Linked DNA regions of Mus musculus: region 1 is linked to region 2. The links are chromatin loops, found by intact Hi-C in ENCODE. Cell type or tissue: left cerebral cortex. All regions are shown on one strand. Each heading gives the region's core, and the rest is flanking DNA. Links, peaks and the distances in the headings are about the cores only. Region 1 overlaps Gm29185 (a long non-coding RNA gene). Region 2 overlaps 6030407O03Rik (RIKEN cDNA 6030407O03 gene).

Region 1 (2,917 bases), core at 165-2,664, 350 kb before region 2:
CACCCTGCATCTCCAGTCTCTTCCCACCTCACAGCCCACTCCTGGACCTGTGTTCTCAGTCTTATGCAAATGAACCAATCACCTGCTGGGAACAAGAGATGACAGGAAGATTGGCTTGCTATTTACACCTCTATATACATCTCACTTTCTCAACTACCCAAGATGCTTAAGGGAAAGCCTGGAATGTACACATTTTCCCATAGCTTGCCTTTCTCCCAGTCTTCCTATAGTTTACTGAAAACATGAAGCGCTCATGGTGCTGGGCATGCTCAGAGATGACATGTGGTAGAGACCTTCAGAGCATCCTCATCCTAGAAAGCAAAGTTGTATTGAGGCCCAGGACAGGGAGGCTGGGGTAGAGCCCTTGACAGCTTTTTCACCTCAGAGGACATTTTTAAGACAACAGATCCAAGGTGAATAGAGATACACATAATTCCAGATGTGGTGACTCCTTGCTCTGAGTATATCTTTTATATACATTTAAGTACCTTTCTGATACATGTTTTAACTTTAAATTTTATTTCTTTTCTCTCTCCCTCTGCCTCCTCCTCCTCTTCCCCCCCCTCTCTCCCCCTTCCCCTCTCCCCCTCCGTAACCCCTCTCTGTAGCTATATGATCTGGGTGTGAAACTGTGGGTACAATCTGTGCTTTGGCATCGGTTGGAATTCTGAACTCAGCTTTCTAGCGGCAGTATGTATGCACCTTTCTTGTGGTTAAAAAAAGGTCTCTGGTCGTTTTTGTTTCTGTGGTGTTGCACACTCCAGTGCCTTCAGCTTTGGGGCGGTTCTCCTGTCCCCATCTCCCATCTTACCACAGGAGTTCCAGGATTACAGATTCTCAGTGCTATCGCCCACAGTTCTCTTGGGATGGGCTCAGTGAGGTCTGCGGATTGAACTCAGGTTATCAGCTTGTGTGGAAAGTGGGTTTTACCTGTTGAGCCACTTTTGCCAGCCTCCATTTCCTAACGTTTTTTTGCACTATGTACAAAAGAATACCAGTTAGGACTAATATCTAGTGGATATTAGTAAGAAAGCATAATGAAACCAGATACCCTGGTCTTCTTAGTTTTAGGTTTCAGTGTACCGTGGCCTAGGAGTGAACTTGAAAGCTATGATTAATGAGGCTTTGGCATGACAACGATTATGGTTTCAGTACATAGAGCACTTTTGGACATTTAAAATCATTTACACATTATTTTGCTTCCCCCCCCCCCAACACTGTGTGAGTGAGGCAGGGTGTGGATTATTTTATATATATATATATATATATATATATATATATATATATATATATATATATATATATATATATGAAATATATATATGATGGTCCTCTGGTCCAGTAAGTGATGTAGCTCCCTAATACGACAGACCCGCTGCCCTCATAAGCCCTGGCATTCAGGCAGGACAGAGATAAGGACGTGTCAGGCTATGTGCAGGGAAGGAGACTAAGCAGCATGATTCTGCAGTCCTGAGTGCTGCTGGCCAGGCTGGGCCCTTCCACCTCCTCCTCTCAGCCCTGCACCCCAGGACCTCTTTGTCCTGGCCAGTTCTTGCTTTGAGCTCAGCACAGAAGGCCGCTGCTTGCTTCCAAGTTGGCTGTTTACTAGTGGAAATTAGGTGCCAGAGGTTTTTGCTGGTGACTGCTCTTTCCCAGCACTCTCCCATGGTGTCATATTTTCTCAGCTTGTTCTTAAACTCATCTTCCTGACCCTCCTGGTGCTCAGTGACCCTTTCTCAGGTCACGGAGATGAGTTCACCACAGACTCCAATACCTCCTTCCCTAAGCATCTATGTTATCTAAACCCTGTACAACTTAGAGACTAGATCGCACCACATCCACCAAACTTGGAAGCCCATTCCATAACTGAAGGTGGTTGGTGGGTTAAAAGAGCCCAACAGCCCACATTCTCCATTTTAGAGTGAAAGCATTATAGACCCAGGACTCATTAGGGGAGCCCTGCCCAACCTAATAGCCAGTTACAGGGAAAGCTGGTCGAGACTGCCTGTCCCCACCTCTATCTCCGACTCATCCCCTTCCCCACTTCTCGATGTCTACTTGAAGTCATCTGATCGGTCCTGACCATAGTATCCCGATAGCTCCTAGCAGACTTCCTTCCTGAATCTTTTATACTGCTCTGATACTTCTAAGAAGATATACCTCTGCTGCTGGAATGACAGCTCTTCTGGAATCACAGCTCTTCTGAAGCCCTCACCCAAGTGAATCAGATAAACTCTGGCTTTTTTTTTCCTGTGTAGCCTCCCTGGCTGTCCTGTCCAAAACTTGCTTTGTGGCTGGCCTCAAATTCACAGAGATCCATCTGCCTCTGCCTCCTGAGTGCTGGGATTAAAGGTGTGAGCCACCATGCCAGGCTGGGCTGTAAACACTAGCTTCTTAAGTACTCAGCTTTCTTCATACCTCAAGCATTTGACCACAGCACAGTGAGGAGTGCACTGGCTTGTTTTCCTCATCTAATTGACTTCAACTTAAATGCGGAATTTTCATCTTCTGTTTTCTCATACTGTTTCTAGGTGAAGGTGTGGTAATGTGAGCCCCTCCCCCCCCCCCAGTACATAACAGTAATGTTATATCCCATGAACAATAGTAATGTTACATCCCTTGCATAACACTAGTGCTATATCCCATGCATACCACTAATGCTATATATTATGTATGTTTCCCCATACAGGAACAGTTCTCTCTCTGAAAGGAAAGGGGGCTGCAAATCACAGAGAACCTAGGGCAACATAATTCACTGAAAAGAAACAAGACCATTCACGACCAAAAAACTTCTTCACCTACTATTCACAGTATCCTATTAACTGCTAATAGTGATATTAGTAAATTAGTGATAAACAAGCTATAAATGGCATATAGCATGCCATTCTGATGTGGTATGTCTAGTAACAATCTATAC
Region 2 (2,917 bases), core at 98-2,597:
CATTCTGTCATTGCCGTAAGAAATCCTGCAATTTCTGCTCATGCTTCCTTGCAATGGTTGTTAGACAAAGAAATGCTGCATTTGGTAATTTTCAGGTTGGAGCATTAGAAACAATTTTTTCTCACTAACAATATTTCCCAGTACTTACCAAATTCTTATGCCCCAGAAAAATTCAGTTGGCATCTTAACCTCAAGGTGATAACACTCAGGGAGGAAGCCTTTAGAGGATTATTAGGTTGCTAAGGCTCTACCCATATAGAAGAGGCTGCCAGAAAGATAGCTAGTGCTTGGCGCCATGTAAAGATACAGCCAAGGAGGGGAACCCTCACAATGCATTCGATTCAGTAGCACCTCCGTCTGGACTTAGCCATCTCCATGGCTGTGAGAATGTCATTTCACATGCTTTTAACCTACTCAGACGACAGTGTTTTGCTTTGTTTAAACCTGAACACTCTAAGACATGTGGTCAGTTTTTAGTGGTCAGTTTTTTGTTAGGGCTCTAGTTAGATTCAACAAATTGTTCCCAATAGAAGACTACCCTAGAGTCTTGAGCCCTGCAGAGGGACCATAAGTACAGCCTTCTCCAGGGTCTGTATGTGGGAAGCTCCTTATATCCTCGTTTCCTTTTGTTTTGGGATGCACTATGAAGAAGCTTCATTTTCTTTCCCCTGCAGCACATTTGGTCCTTTTTTTTCCCCCCATGGAGATCTGGGTTTCTGTTGTCGTTTCTCTTTTAGTATTTCCTAGTCCAGTCTTGGGCATCACCATGCCAGGCTTTTTTTTTTTTAAAGTGTACTGTGAATCCTTAAAGATGGGGCTTCAGATCCTCATTTCCTGATAGAAATTCACTGTAGCCTGTAGTTTTAGGTACGTGTTATTTCTCATTGTGTGTTTTCTGCTTTAGACACTTCTGGGACTGATGTCTAGCACGTGGTCTCCATATGACTTTTGTTCCCACCTTTGCTTTATCTCCATTCTGTTAACCTCTCTCATGCTCCTCATATCCAATAATATTTGGGGTCTTTTGGGTACTAAGATAGCATTTATTTTTATTTATCTTATTTATTTTTTCCTTCTATTGCTTTCCAGAGTTTATTCAATTCTTATTGCACATTTTTCTTGAGTATATAAGGATGTTGTGGGATATTTTTGTTCTGAGCTTTGCAACTAATGATTTAAAGTTTTTGTTTCATATTTTCAAATGCTGCTTTTAGACACTGATTCAGCCAGGATACATGTTAAAGTTTTCTCCTGCTTTCTGTGTGTGACCCAGGTTGGAGTATTTTCACTTCCTGGATGGCTTTGATGCTCCAATTTTGTCTTCTTAGTGACTCTGTAAGGATGCTGACGGCCATTTTCTGTGTACCTGTAAGAATTTAACACAAATGAATGTCAGCACAGCTGTCCAGCTAGGTGCCTGAAACATTTCCTGGTTCAAGAGTGCCCTCTTCTGGGGTGAAAACGTTGCTTTTCTTTTATTGAGGGCACCTAGGGCAGGGTGGAGGGGGTGGTGGCAGCCAGTCTTCCAATTTTGAGATTCGCTTTTGTTTGATAGGACACTTCTTTATTGTTCTTCACTAAGAAGCCCCCAACTGCACCTCTGTCACATGACCTCCTCTCTCACATAATTGGTGCCTTTCTCATATGACAGTCCAGCTCCACACACAGCCAGGTTCTCTTGTTCCATACCCTAAACCCAGAGCTCTTGGGTGACCAGGTCCCAACATATTACTTTTCATTCTGGTGTGAAACTTCATTTTCCAAGATTCAGTTTATCTGAAGTTTTGCCACAGTACGGTGATGTCTCCATACCTCTCTTTAGCTTTCTATCCAGAGTTCTACCTACACATTCTGAAGCCATGAGACCTGAAGTACATGTTTCTATTTGCATGTTATCTGAAGTTACTGTTAATTGTATTGTAATATGAGTGTATGTATTTTGAGGGGAGAGGAAAGGGGGCAAATGAATATCTGGAAGTCTATTTTTGATTCAAAGGATTCTTGAAACTGTTTTGAACACAAGAAAGAGTAACATTTAGAATTAGTAACTAATAAAGCCTACAGCTGTGTCCTTTGGTGTCCAGCCAGTTTTATCCTTAATATTTCAAGTCTCCCTGAGTCCATCATTTAACTCCTCCAGACACCCATTTTCTCCCTTAGTAAAAGAACACTTGTATCTTTCAGGTAAGGCAGCAGAACCCAGTCTTCTGTTTTCAACAATCTTTGCCTCTGCTTTCCACCTCGTGCATACAAAGGAAATTAGCTTGCATTCATAACTCGATAAGAAAATATTGAAAGAAAACATGCCCTGTCTTAACATGGTCTCAGGAAAATGTAAATATCGACTCTCATGCCAAGCCTTTTAAAGAAGACTGGGGTCTCTGTTGGTTCTGTTTGCAGCCTTTAACCAGTGAGAGTTCAGTTAAGAGTTGCCACTCCTCTGCACTGGATTTCTTTTATAAGGTCAGCATGTTCCCTTTCAGACTCCCAATACTCACCAAGTCCAAGGAGATATCCATGGCTTTGACCTCCTCCCCTCTTTTCCATGCCCCTCCCAGCTCAGGGTCCAACCTTAAAAACAACTCCCACTCTACTGAAATATCTCCTTCCTAGAGGAGACCATAATTTAAAATAAAACAGTAAAGAGTCGGGAGAACTTCAGAGCTAAATGTGAAAGCACTCAGGGTCACTATAACCATCCTTGCTTAATAATGTATATTTACATTAAATCCTTCGTTCTCATGTGGCTAAAGGAGTGGCTGAAAACACAATACCACAGACGATTAATTCCACAAGGTCTTTCACCAGTTTTGGCAATGCATTTGCTTTGCATTGAAAGGGCACTTGCCCAGTGTTAAACAGATCCATGTTTCTAGTGGTCAAAGGAACTCACACCTTCTTGAGGCATCAAGGTTGG

The links. Peaks named below come from ENCODE experiments on the same cell type or tissue, not always from the same donor. Only the 100,000 strongest peaks of a DNase experiment are listed, where the experiment ranks them.
Region 1: a loop joins it to region 2, with 2.5 times the contacts of the local background. A loop is called at or near these places in 8 of 42 quality-filtered maps.

What each region holds. Positions count from the first base shown.
Region 1 is chr1:73,263,681-73,266,597 of GRCm38, forward strand. All of the region lies in intron 1 of Gm29185 (a long non-coding RNA gene), which reads left to right. Among named protein-coding and RNA genes, the nearest start is that of Gm31344, 99 kb to the right of the region's middle. In left cerebral cortex, for the core only: no CTCF peak of the experiment used is centred there; a DNase peak (open chromatin) is centred at 1,560.
Region 2 is chr1:73,617,301-73,620,217 of GRCm38, forward strand. 6030407O03Rik (RIKEN cDNA 6030407O03 gene) reads right to left here. Exons shown (of 9, transcript NR_045311.1): 8 at 2,896-2,917; 9 at 1,081-1,366. Among named protein-coding and RNA genes, the nearest start is that of C530043A13Rik, 89 kb to the left of the region's middle. In left cerebral cortex, for the core only: a CTCF peak has its summit at 1,445 (motif pointing left); a DNase peak (open chromatin) is centred at 1,435.